Regions from separate parts of the Homo sapiens genome. Here region 2 is linked to region 1. A link is a contact called in ENCODE Hi-C or POLR2A ChIA-PET data. All regions are on one chromosome and are shown on one strand. The core of a region is the stretch at or near the end of the contact, and the rest is flanking DNA. Distances in the headings are between cores, read along the strand shown.

Region 1 (6,543 bases), core at 3,694-6,193:
CTCATTTCTTTCACTGTTTACTTGCATCACATTGATGTTTTTGTTAGTTCCACGATACTTAACAGTTTTAGATTAAATCATCTTGATGCGTTCCCATCCTGTATGTGTCATACATGTCCTCTGTTCACAGAGTAAAATGTGTAGTTACTGTGAATTCCATGAAACACAAACTACTATGCAAAATGATTTTTTCCCTAAAACAAAATCTAATTTATATCTCGAGGCTCCATTTTCTGTTGTTGAACACTTCATCTTAGGTGATTCAAGCTTAACTCAATGAATATAAGCTTTTCTCAGTTAAGTTGTGTTTCTTCCTCATACCCTGCATTTTTCCCAGCATATGAAAGCTCCAAGGGTCTAATACCACGGCATTGTTGGGAAGGGGTGTCTATTTCTTCGTCCTTGGCCAATATTCCTGTTAGCATCTGCCGAAATCCATATAATATCCCGCCAAAGGTCCGTGTGAGACACACTGTATCCGCTTAATTCTGTTATCTTTTGGTCTGTCACTCTTTTCTTAGCTACCACGTTCTCCACTAATAACAGATAGAAAATATTTAGATACCCTCCCCTCCCTCTCTTGGGCCTCAGAAAACTACTGGAACTGTATCAGGCCCTCTATCATAGACCCACCACACCACCATTTCCATGGTACTGCTGCTGAACTATGGTGGCACCAGAGACCTTTCAAGGTCTATGACCACCGTGGACTTCACCTGAAGTATAAAGCATGGGTGCTTCTCTCTTTCAGATCCCCAAATCTATTTTCAGTTTCTATTTCCCCCACCCCAACTCAGGGACACAGCTTGTGAAGAGGAATTCTCAGAATCACTTCTGAGAAGTACTAACCAGAGCTTCCTCTCTTGCTTCTTAAATATTCTCTGTTTTCCTCCAGTTCAGAGGATCTCTTATTTCCTCTGGTGTGGGAAAATTTGCTTATACATCATTATGCATTCTTCCAAATCAATTTTTTATGACTTTGGGTTCTGACTCTCAATGCCTAGGCTTCTGAAAGTTTTCTCTCTAAATTGTTTCTTTACCACTAGTTCCAAAATAGACTTTAAATTGATTTTTTCTCTGCATTTCTTCCATAACCTTTATGTCCTGAGGCAGTGAATGTCAAGGTCTAGTTTGAAATGGAGAGAGCTTCGAGGTAAAAGGACATTCAAGAAAATTGGAAAACATATTGGTTAATACTTCTAAATGTTATATTGTAACAATAAAATTTCCAAATAACACTGTTATGAAAGTTTGGGGATATGCCCTGGGATTGCCAACTGGAGCATATAAGAATTAAAACATTTCTTTTCAGCATCAACAACTATTACAATTACACACATTTTCTTAAGCCATTTACCTGTCAACAACATTGTTCTTCTCTGTGCATTGAAAGTGGAAGAGACCCACTCCATAAAGAATGATGCCAAACGTTGTGAAAACCTGCCCTTCTCTACGAGTCAACAGGTTGCTTCTAGTTAATGAATGAGGAGAAAAATAGAACAAGTGTGCTCCACTCTAATCTTAGAAACTCAAACCCTTGAGCAGGGGAAGTCTTTTTCAAGCTGCTAATTTTCTGTTCTGGTTCCAATTTGTTGGTTGAGAGATAGAGGATATAGAAATCTCCTTCAGATATACAACATTTCTTTTAAAACTTAAGATTTACTGCCTTTTTTATTTCTCCTTTTCACCTGAAATCTTTTCTGTTATTTGATGTTGCCTCCACCTGCTATGTGTACTCACATAAACATGCCTTGTCAGGATAGTATACAAGGATGTCACCAGCACCAAAATGAATCTTTCTGGTAACAAGTATCACAACAACCCATCCCCCACTTAATTAAATGTTGCTCCTCTGATGGCCATGTTGTTTCATCATGGTGATGTATCAGCTCCCAAAAGCTTTACTACCTTATTCTGGGACTCTTTGACTAATATCACTGTTGCCCCTTATGCTCATACTAGGTTGGTGCAAAAGTCATTGTAGTTTTTGCCATTCCTTTCAATAGATAAAGAATAGAGACTTTCTAGTAGAAAAAGAAATTCTGTCATTACCTACATCTTAATAGGTACACTATATTGTCTAGTATTAACTCTGTGTCAACCACCCTCATAGTCTCCTATGCAATACAGTGAAGCAGCTGAGAACCACATTTCCCAGAGTATCCTTCCTCATGTTAAAATTTGCCAATGAAAGACATACAGAATATGGGAAACAGAAGAGAAGGAGGGGTCATTACTCTCTGGAAACAACTGCAGTCAGACAAGTGGGCAGACATGACGTTTGAAGGAACTTCTTAAGAATCACCGACATCCCTGTTTTGTATATCATACTTGTATAGTTATAGTTGGTTAGAGTCCTCCAAACATTTCTGGCATTCACAGCAGCTTCAAGGGACATTCTTGAGACCCGCTCACTTCACTGCTGCAGATTGAAATAGTTAGGGAATCTTCTAAATGTTCCTGGGATTTGCTGTGGCTTTGGGATGACCTTAGGAGAACCACCTGCTTCAATGCTGAAGGCTGAATTCACTGGCTGTGGCTTCCTTGACCTTTGCTCCGCCTGTTTTTTCCTTTCAAATGTTGAATAACTTTCAATTCCCCCAACTAAAACTTTCATACTTTCCATATATAGAGTGGCTCTGATTTCTTGATCTAGCCCTAATTAATACATTAAACTTTATCCCTCTCCACTTTGTGAATTTAGTGAAACCCTTAATAAGATTTCTAAATTCCAATCTCTCCCTATTTGGGACAAATAGAAGCATCCTCTAAAGTGTTCACACTGGTTTGAATTAGTCCAAGTAGAGGTTGTAAGTATCTTTCTTTTTCTGTAGTAACTTCATCATTTCACACGGTAAGATGAGATCAAGGTGTTAAAACATTTACATTGAGATGATTGTTGCATCCACAGAACCTCATACTTCCTAAATTTCTGGAACATGTAGCACTAAAGCTCCCATTGTCTTTTTTATGGGTAGATCCTCTTTGAGCCTTGAAGACTAGGTTCAATGGCCTATAAGTTATTCATTTGCTTCTTACTAGTTTTAGCATTTGTGATTGCAAAGAATAATTCATTAGTTGCATAATTACTACCAAAAATAAATTATTCAATATATATACCTAGAGAAATTTTCTTCATAAAAGGTTAATTCTGTGTATCTGTTAATTCATGCCCATCTCAGAAAGTATACTCTGTCTGTTTGAAAGGACCATTTTGAAGATTTAATGAATCTTAAAATCTTCTTAAGTTCCTGAATACATTATTGACCAATCAAAACTTTGCTGAAATGTCCACTTACCCTCTGATACACTTAGGTACTTATCATACTTCAACAGATCTGATTGATCAAGATTATAGCTGAGACTTGGCTAAAATATTGGCAGATGTTTCCTTATAAAAGTTCACTTCTGAAGACATTACAGTCTTAAAAAGCTGTCATTGATATTTGAAAGACTACCTTATATAAGTGATGTGCTATTCTGATTTAATTATGAAAGCAAATGGAAAGCTAAGGGGTTTATACTCTGGAATGTGAAATAATGGTGTTAAGCCATCATGTCTCAGTTTTTTGGATATAAAGGAGTAAAAGTTTGTCTTGTTAAGCATTAAATGAATGTCAAAAATATGGAAACAGAAATTGGAATTTGGGGTTTGTTTGCTGCACCAGGTGGACTCCAGCTATCAGAACCAATAAAACACCTGTTGAATCCTTTAGAATAGGCATGTTATACATTTGTTTTGACCATTGGGACATAAGAGGCAAATACGACAATCAGCAACTTCACTGAAGGCATCACCAAGTTACACACTCCTATGAATTCTTCATGTAAATCTAGAATAAAAATGAACAAATTCATAACTGTTCAAGGTATGCAGAATTTCCAGACTTCCACATTGTCTCTTATTTGGCCTATAATCATCTTAGAAATACTCATAAAGCTCTGAACAAGTACTACAGTATAAGCTTTGGGAAGAAAGTTGAAGGTTAAAGAGTGTGTGTCAAGCGAACGTGCAAAATAGGTATTGTACCATAGACACTCCTTTTCTCCTGCTAAAAACATCCTTTTTGTCTCTAGCCATTCAGTATCCTCATGTTCCCTCAGCTACATCTGTGATAATAAATAGTCTGATAAACTCATCCATTCCAAAAAATCACTGATGTGCTGTTCAAAGGAAATTTTTAGCTAAAGAGAATTACTGGACAAGTAATGATAAAACCTAATCATTGCTAATAAATATTATTGGAGCAACTAAAATGGTACAAAAAGACATTTGGAGTCAGGGACACATTCCTAGTATCCTTTAAATCACAGCATATTTTACTTCTATGTAACACTGAGCTTGTTTATTTTTCTATTTCTTTTTATTTATTAATGTCTATGTTCTATTTATCTGAACTCAGATTTGGTATCAGCAGCCGACCTAGGCTTTCCTTACCAAAATAAGTTAACACAGGTGAGTGTCCAGATACTCAAGATTTACATACCAGGTTCACACATTGCTAAATCTAAACTAATTTTCTTTTTATTCTATTTCAAACTCCACTACTGAGCCACCCAGTGAACTCCATGTTTCCATTACAAAGCCAGTACTAGTAGAAAAGCCGTGACCTGTAAGAAGAGCTCAAAATAATGGTGGAATAAAAGGGAAAAAATGTCAAAAGAATTCATTAGGTTATAATAAAGTTGTGTAATAAGGACATCACTAAAATTCCACAAGAAATTCTTACATAAGAACATTCAAGGAAACACCTGTACACTACCTTCCTATACTTGTTCTTATGAGAGAAATAGTGATCCATGATTTATAAATCCAATAGTACTTAATACAGTCAGAAAGTTGTATTTATCCCATTATTCCCTTTGTAACTTTTTAATTCTCTCACTGCCTCTATCAGCCCTCAGGGGATACCAGCTGTGTTTCAGGACCCATAAAGAACCTGATTAGAGAAACAGGATATGAGAAAGCTAATTATAGATGAAGGCAATTCAAACTACAAAATAGCTACAGGAAAGAAAACATTTGGCCAAGATGAATTTGGCAAAATGAAAAAGTGCACAGCCATCTTCTGCTAGGCCTATCCCTAGGTAAGAAGAAACTAGAACCCACCCCCGACTACCTGCAAAAGGAAAATTCTTTGGGAAAATATTTTTAAATGTGTTTTCTAAGTCACACACAGAGAGATATTGTAATTACCCAGAGGAAATCTGGTCACTCAACTTCCTGTTTCTTTCTTATCTTTCACTCACAAAGTTACATAAAGGTAGGTGGAACTATCCAACAATAAACCAGACTGATAATTATTACAGTGTGCTTAATGACAAGTAAAAAGTGCACTTGCTCTAAGTCAGAGCTGCCAACTTGAGAATAAAGAAAAGATCTGAAGACAAACATAATAACTCAGTGATTAGACTGAGGGCAATGATGCTATTGCCATGGAAACCATTGAAAAGTACCCAAAATGTATTGTAAATACCATCTCTTTGTTGTATTACTTATTTATTTGTCAAAAAGCTCTCTAATGTGTTCAATAATATTAATTGAGAAGAACAAATATTTTAAAGGTTATGTCTCAAAATATTTTGTAGCCAATATTCTATGAACAAAATAACATGAAAAATTGGCAACAGGATGGCAGTAAATTCCGAAGTTTGGAGGTATGCTTAATTGACTTTGGTTTTGCCTGGAATTTCTTGACAGAGATATTGTGCCCTGGCAATACAAACATGCCTTATATATAACATGAAATAGTCTCTATGATTTGCATGTGCCAACATAGTATTTTCTAATGTCATTTAATTGCTTTTTTTTTTTTTTTTTTTTGAGACGGAGTCTCTCTCTGTCCCCAGGATGGAGTGCAGTGGCACTATCTCGGCTCACTGCAAGCTCCACCTCCTGGGTTCACACCATTCTCCTGCCTCAGCCTCCTGAGTAGCTGGGACTACAGGTGCCCGCCACCATGCCTGGCTAATTTTTTGTATTTTTAGTAGAGACGGGGTTTCACCGTGTTAGGCAGGATGGTCTCCATCTCCTGACCTCGTGATCCGCCCACCTCGGCCTCCCAAAGTGCTGGGATTACAGGCGTGAGCCCCCGCGCCTGGCATTTAATTGCATTTTTAACATTTCATACCATCGGCCTCCTTTCTTCTGTTTCTAAACAGAATGAACGTCCTAAAACAAGAAAATTAAGCAAGATATCTTCTGTTGCACAACCTGTTTTTGTTCATTACCAATTTAAATTAACTTGACAATCATTGAATAATCCCAACAAAGTGGTATTAGGTGCTGAAATAGCAATGGTGCTATTTAAAATTCATAGATGATGACACACAGTAAGTACTAAATAAATATTTTGGAATGAATGAATCTATTATTAAAAGTCCCACAATTAAAACATCTTTTCACAAATTCCAAATCTGCTCTTCTAGATCCATGAACCAACCAAGATTTTTTTTTTTCTTTTGGTCTATTTCACTACTCCAATTTATAAACAGACATGAAAACCCCAAACAGCTTTCCTCTCTTTCCCTAGGAGGGCACCT
Region 2 (6,462 bases), core at 268-2,767, 37 kb after region 1:
GAGTTGATGGGTGCAGCAAACCAACATGACACATGTATACCTATGTAACAAACCTGCACGTTGTGCACATGTACCCTAGAACTTAAAGTATAATAATAAAAAAAGATGTTCATTTTATCATATGAATTTTCTCTTTAAATTGAATCTTTAAAACCCATAATAATCAACAAATCTAAAAATATTTCAAATAATATTTAGAAATTTATGGTAGCAAAATGTATTTATTCTTATTTATAAATGTACCATGAGTCATGTTTTAAAAGTCCACAAGAAATTTAAATATTTGACATTGAAATATTTCTTTATAATGTAACCCCTGTGCATCATATAGTAAATTAGCTTCCAGATTGGTAATACTAATATTTTCACTTCTAAACCAATTTTAATTTATATTACAGATGTTTCTCCAAAGTACCACATACTCAACCACTGCCAAGACCCTCATACACTGTAACAAACAGAATCATTTTAATAATATTAGATAGCACACTCTACAAATCATGAGTTAGACTAATTCCATGGGGATATAGAGGCTGTAAATTAGAATATTTGCTTTGCATACCACACAATACATTATTATACTATACATTATCGTACTGGATTAACTTTTAGTGAAAAACAAACAATGGTGCTTTACAAGCAAATTAATCAATGAAATACATGTTTTAACTGAGAACAGCCTTGTCTCTTCTGAAAAAGTGTTGGAAACAGATTCAAGTAAGTAAGCATAATATTTTAACGAAAGATTCAAAAGCCATGCCATGTGCAGAACTAACTGCAAAACCTTAGTCAAATCACTGCATTCTTCCTTCATTCACCCATTCATAAGCCACTGATTATATACTGTGCCAGGAACTGTGCTAGTTTCTGGGAACACAAGAATGAGTGAGACAGAATTCCTTACCTTGCAGAGTTCACTGTCAAGTGGGAAAGCAGATCAGTTAAATAAAATATTTACAATATAGATATCACTCAATATTTGAAGTCCTACCCTCTAAATATTTGGTATAGTTAATTGCAAAAAAAAAATTGTTTACTCAAAATTCACTATGTGAATTGTAAATTTACTATAAGGACCTCAAAGGCACTCCAACTAAAATGATTACCTTGCACCAGCGTCCTTTCCAGAAGCTGTAAAATATACAACAGTATCTCCAATGTTCTCCTGATAGGATTGTATCTGTGTTCCAGTTGTTTTAACCTGTTGTACATTATCAGTATCACTTTTCCCACCCTTTCTTGGAGATTTTAACAATTTGGAAAATGCAAGCAGTGGCACCGACATTCTTCATTTATATCACAGCACTTGTTTTTTTACATTGTAGAAAGAAACATAATTGGAAAAACCTGCTGTATTAGTCTGTTCTCACCCTGCTAATAAAGACATACCTGGGACTGGGTAATTTATAAAGGAAAGAAGTTTAATTGACTCACAGTTCCACATGGCTGGGGAGGCCTCACAATCATGGCAGAAGGTGAAAGAGGAACAAAGTCACGTCTCACCCGGCATCACGCAAGAGAGCTTGTGTAGGGGAACTCCTATTTATAAAATCATCAGATCTCGTGAGACTTACTCACTACCACGAGAACAGTATGGGGAAACTGCCCTCATGATTCAATAATCTCCACCTGCCCCTGCCCTTGACACGTGGGGATTATTACAATCCAAGGTGAGCTTTGGATGCAGACACAGCCAAACCATATCACCTGCTATTCAATATCATGGGCTATTGCCCCAAAACACACCTGAGTTAATCTAGTATTGAATTATTATGTGTTATGCTTCTGGTGTTTTAACTGCTTTATGTTATGCAGACATCTTGGTAGATTGTAATTTAGGCATTTAAACAGGTTTTTATGATATCTGGGGAAACTAGAATTTTGGATAGTAGCTAGAAGTGCATTATTATCTTTCCTACTGAAAATAATGAAATATAGACTTCTATTATTTGTGAACTTAGACACTTACAATATATTTTGATAAAAAATTAGAATCAGATTGAGAGGCCTGAATTTGAGCCTCTATCTGTGATATTAATACTACCAGTCTTATTCTTTTATTGTTTGCATTTGCCTAGTATCTCTTTACTTATTTCTTTATTTGTCACTTTATTTTTGGAGAGTGTCTTATAAAAAGTACCTTTTACACAAACTGAGGATCTTTCTTCTTTTGCTATGGCAATTTAGTACATCAGCATCCAAGTTAACAGGTAAGATATTTCTTATACATTAATTTTATTTTTAGAATTTCTTATATTTCGCAGATTCTTTTTCCTTCTCTTTCAGATTCTTTACTTTGGCTGGATTGACAAAAGTTCCTTTCAATGCAGTCCCCCACACACCAACTGCTGCAATCATTTGGAATTTCAGGGACTCTTACATGTTCACCTTTCAACTCTGAGGGCATCTATGCCTGCTTATTGAATGCTTGTAAACCCTGATGTGTAAGAGAAGTTGGCTGATGTCCAAATTGCTGGATCTTTAACTGTCCATGTAGTTAAAAAGAACAATGTCCCAAATGTACACATTCTTCCTGAAGACTCACAATCACAGCTGTATCTGAGCTCATCTGCCAGCCCCAACAATCAGGGTTATTTTAGTGGTTAGTTGTCTAAAATGTAGTAAGCAATGAGATGGGAGGAAGAGAGTACCAGAAACATATACTCAGGCTACAATTTTCTTTATTAGTTTTAGTTTGTATTGGATTGTCATGTTCTTAGCCCTCTGGCACTAAAGTTGTACATTTCAACTTTCTCAGGTCTCAGTATCACAGAAAACAAATAGCAAATTCTTCTCAATTCTAAGTGCTGTAAGGAGACAGAATGTTGAGTTAAATTTTTATTAGTTTTTGCTATTTCAAAATAAAACAAGAATAATACAGTCACTCCTATTGAGAATACATTTCTATTCAGAATGCCAAAATAATTTTAAGTCCTTATATTTATTCTTTATAGCAACATTTATATGCATTCATTATTCCAAGTATATTCCCATAGTAACTCTGTGAGAAAAGAAATAGTCATTAAGTCTACCTTACAGGTAAAGAAACTGAGGCTGAGTGATTTTAAATGACTTGTCCAGCTCATATAACCAGAAAAAGGCAGGCACTGTTTAGGTATTATCATGCTAAATTTATAATCTTTTCCCTATATACATTGTATCCTAATACATAAAGCCACTCACATCAGATACAACTTGATCACTTTTCCCTCCGCATTTTTGGGGATCTAGAAAGAAAAATAGAATAAAGATACAGAAAAAAAAAAGCCTAATACCTGATTGGGACCACTAAAGAGCAATCAAACTTGCAATCTCCCCCAAATATGAGTGCTTCAAGTAAGTCTTTTGACGTAACTTTCTGCAGGACACACATAACTTTCATACTATGAAACTAACACCCCTGTGTATTCTACTTCACTCATTTCCCAGTCATTTGTTTTAGTCATGTAGACACAGTCTGAATGTCAAGCGATTATTTAAAATGCTCCAAACCCCTGAAGGCTTCCTAGACCCTTTGTTTTCAGTTGATAAAAGTGTTTCTGAACAATCTGTTGCCCCCAAGCTTATTACACGTAGAGAAAGAGCAAAGATAGGTTCACTGAAGTGAAAAACCTAATAAAGTAGAGGATTTCAGAGCAAAAGAAAACTTCCAGAGAGGGTGTCATAGTCAAAATTGAGCATAGGTAGGCTGGGAGAAATGACCAGTTGACAGGCATTTGCTATGGTAACTCTTATTGTATATTTTTAGGTCAGGCCCAAGTCAGCTACCGCCGCCATTTACCCACAAGGTAGAACTAATGCCTCACATTTATATGGTAATAAGACTCTTCACAGCAATCCCCATGTCGTAACTAATTTGATACTCACAGCAACCCTATGAGGTAGGCTAAGTAATAATTATGCTAATTTTGAAAGGGCACAAAGAGGTAAAGTGATTCTTTCTAAAGTTACATAGTTACTTAATGCCAAAATTAAATGTCCAATGATTTTCCCACTATGCCACATTCTGTGATTATGAAAACTTTTTATTCAAGTACAGTTGTCACTTGATATCTGTTGGGGATTTGTTCCTGGAACCCTCTGGGATACCAAAATTTATGAATGCTCAAGTCCCTGATATAAAATGTCATACTATTTGCATAAAATCTAACCACATCTTCCTGTATACTTCAAATCATCTCTAGACTACTTATAATACCTAATACAAGTCCTACACATCTCTTCATTCATGTGGATTCAGCGTAGTACTCATCACATGGCAAATTCAAGTCTTGCTTTTTGGAACTTTGTGGATTTTTTTTTTTTTACTCAATATTTTTGATCCATGCTTGGTTGAATACATGGATGTGAAACCCACAGATATGGAGGGCTGTCTGTACAACCTTTTAATGTACAGTAAAGTTTTCAATATGTATGAAAATAACTAACATGAAATTTATATTGGTTTGTAGCTATTTTTGTTGCTGGAGGAGGTGGTGTCTGAAATATTCTTTTAGAATATTTGACCCTCTCAAATATACCTCATTTCTATAATAATCTCAATAAGTTGAATATAAAACTTTGAATCCTACAAATAGAGAATACAAATAACCATAAAACATTTAAATAAATGCTTTTGTTCACAAAGTTGTTAATAATAATGGTAATAATAATAAATAAAAATAATAAATTACTTCAATTATTCTAAGCTATTAGAGATTATATTAGCTCATTCTCCTAAACTACAATTTAATAAATTTAAAAGTCAACAATAAGAAGACATACCGTCAGACCTAAACACATAAAAACATTTTGTTAAATAAGCACTAAATCAAAGTAAAAATAAAACATAAATGATTAATTATTTACAAAATGATAAAAATAGAGATGGCATATAGAGTCAGCTGAAGTAAGAGAGAAATATTTAGTATTACTACTTTATTGCTTAAATAAAGACTAAACACAATTAGCTAAACATTAAACTTCAAAAACTAGTGAAAGAATAACAAAATAAGCCAAACGAAAGTAGAAGGAAAAAAAACTAAAAATATAAACTTGGAAATCAAATATAAAACACAATTAAATAGTGAAAAACTGTGTAAGTAATGCCAAACTATACTCATATGAAGAGTGAATATGATGACAGGAGGAAATGACCACTGAATAAAAATATTTTCCAGTTCAAAGTAACCAAAATTTATAATGGATAGAGTATTTTCAAGCTGTGAAATTTATAAATTCTTTAAGTCAGAGTACATGTACCATTTCACTTAAAACATATTTTCTTTCATTGCTATCACTAGTCAATCTGATATCCTGACCCCAGGTAGTCATTTTCCTCTTTAGGTACAGTCAAACTGGGACACAATTTTCATTTCAGAAACACAAATTCAATTTCTGACAGAGCACACTATTGCAAATAGCAGCCCTCATATTACCTCAATAGCTTAAGTTTCAATGAAATAAGTTTGTTTCAGCAGCTGTTAAACTTTGACCTACTGCATCCTTCATTTTGACCTCTGCTAAGAAAAAAAAAACTGGACGAAATTAATAAGCTGAAACCTCTAAGACATGTGACACTGATAAGGTAAACTATAGAAATAAGACTATGGCTGGGCATGGTAGCTCACTCTTGTAATCCCAGCACTTTGGGAGGCTGAGGCAGGAGGATCCCTTGAGCCTAGATCAATCTGGGCACCATGGTGAGACCCTGTTTAAAAAAAAAAATTAATTAGCTGAGCATGGTGGTGACTACCTGTAGTCTCAGCTACTCAGGAGACTGAGAAAGGAGAATTGCTTCAGCCCAGGAGTTAGAAGTTATAGTGAGCTATGATCACACCACTGCACTCCAGCCTGGGATACAGAGTGAGATCCTGTCTCAAAAAAAAAAAAAAAAGAGAGAGAGAGAAGAAGAAGAAGTGAAAAAAAAAGAAAAAAAAAAGATTATGTAAAAATAATTTTTAAATGCCTCATTTAGGTTTTACTCTTTCTGACTTCTTTCATGAGGAGTGCGAGGTGGGATTCTCACTAAGAATGCAAATGGGTTCAATGCACAGGACATTTATTTCATTCTCAACAAATATTAATTCTCCATTCCCACCTAGAGGATCAAACAAATGGGAATACACTTCTTCATAATGCTATAAAACATCATTTTCCTAGAACTTGATATTCAGTTGATAATACTAATTGGCGATTATTTCATATTTTAATCTCTATATTTGAACCTCTAACACCTCCTCCACCATCTTCAAAGCTTCCCATGAAGAAGAATTTTAGTTGATAGAACCTGCTTCATGAGAGAAATGGGAGGAGAAGAAAGGAGGGCAGAAGTTCAGGGGGAACTTCTTGCTTCTAGGAACTTTCAATCTCCTTCAGTTCAATGTATTCAGCATGTCAAAGTACCATAATTTTGGGTATTGTGTTCTGAGGCCAACATTAGAGAGGTTTAAATTCTTTAAAGAAGTTTGCTGCCTTTTAACC

The links. A loop is a pair of places that touch in the nucleus more often than their neighbours do. ChIA-PET counts read pairs that join two places held with the same protein, here RNA polymerase II (POLR2A). Pooled maps may share reads with other maps.
Region 2: a loop to region 1 is called in a map of B cell, with 2.9 times the contacts of the local background. The contact joins two enhancer-like sites. A Hi-C loop is called at or near these places in 1 of 168 maps with a recorded cell type or tissue (B cell), 1 of 37 single-sample maps with no recorded cell type and 3 of 50 pooled maps. POLR2A ChIA-PET finds 5 or more read pairs at or near these places in 2 of 52 experiments (CD4-positive, alpha-beta T cell and activated B cell).

Annotation. Positions count from the first base shown.
Region 1 is chrX:113,742,533-113,749,075 of GRCh38, forward strand. No RefSeq gene overlaps it. Among named protein-coding and RNA genes, the nearest start is that of XACT, 130 kb to the left of the region's middle. Within about 2 kb of position 4,944, at least 2 of the 41 ENCODE cell types and tissues checked have a DNase peak (open chromatin) inside an H3K27ac peak, as active enhancers do; they include B cell, where a contact is called at or near this core.
Region 2 is chrX:113,783,419-113,789,880 of GRCh38, forward strand. No RefSeq gene overlaps it. Among named protein-coding and RNA genes, the nearest start is that of XACT, 170 kb to the left of the region's middle. Within about 2 kb of position 1,518, at least 2 of the 41 ENCODE cell types and tissues checked have a DNase peak (open chromatin) inside an H3K27ac peak, as active enhancers do; they include B cell, where a contact is called at or near this core.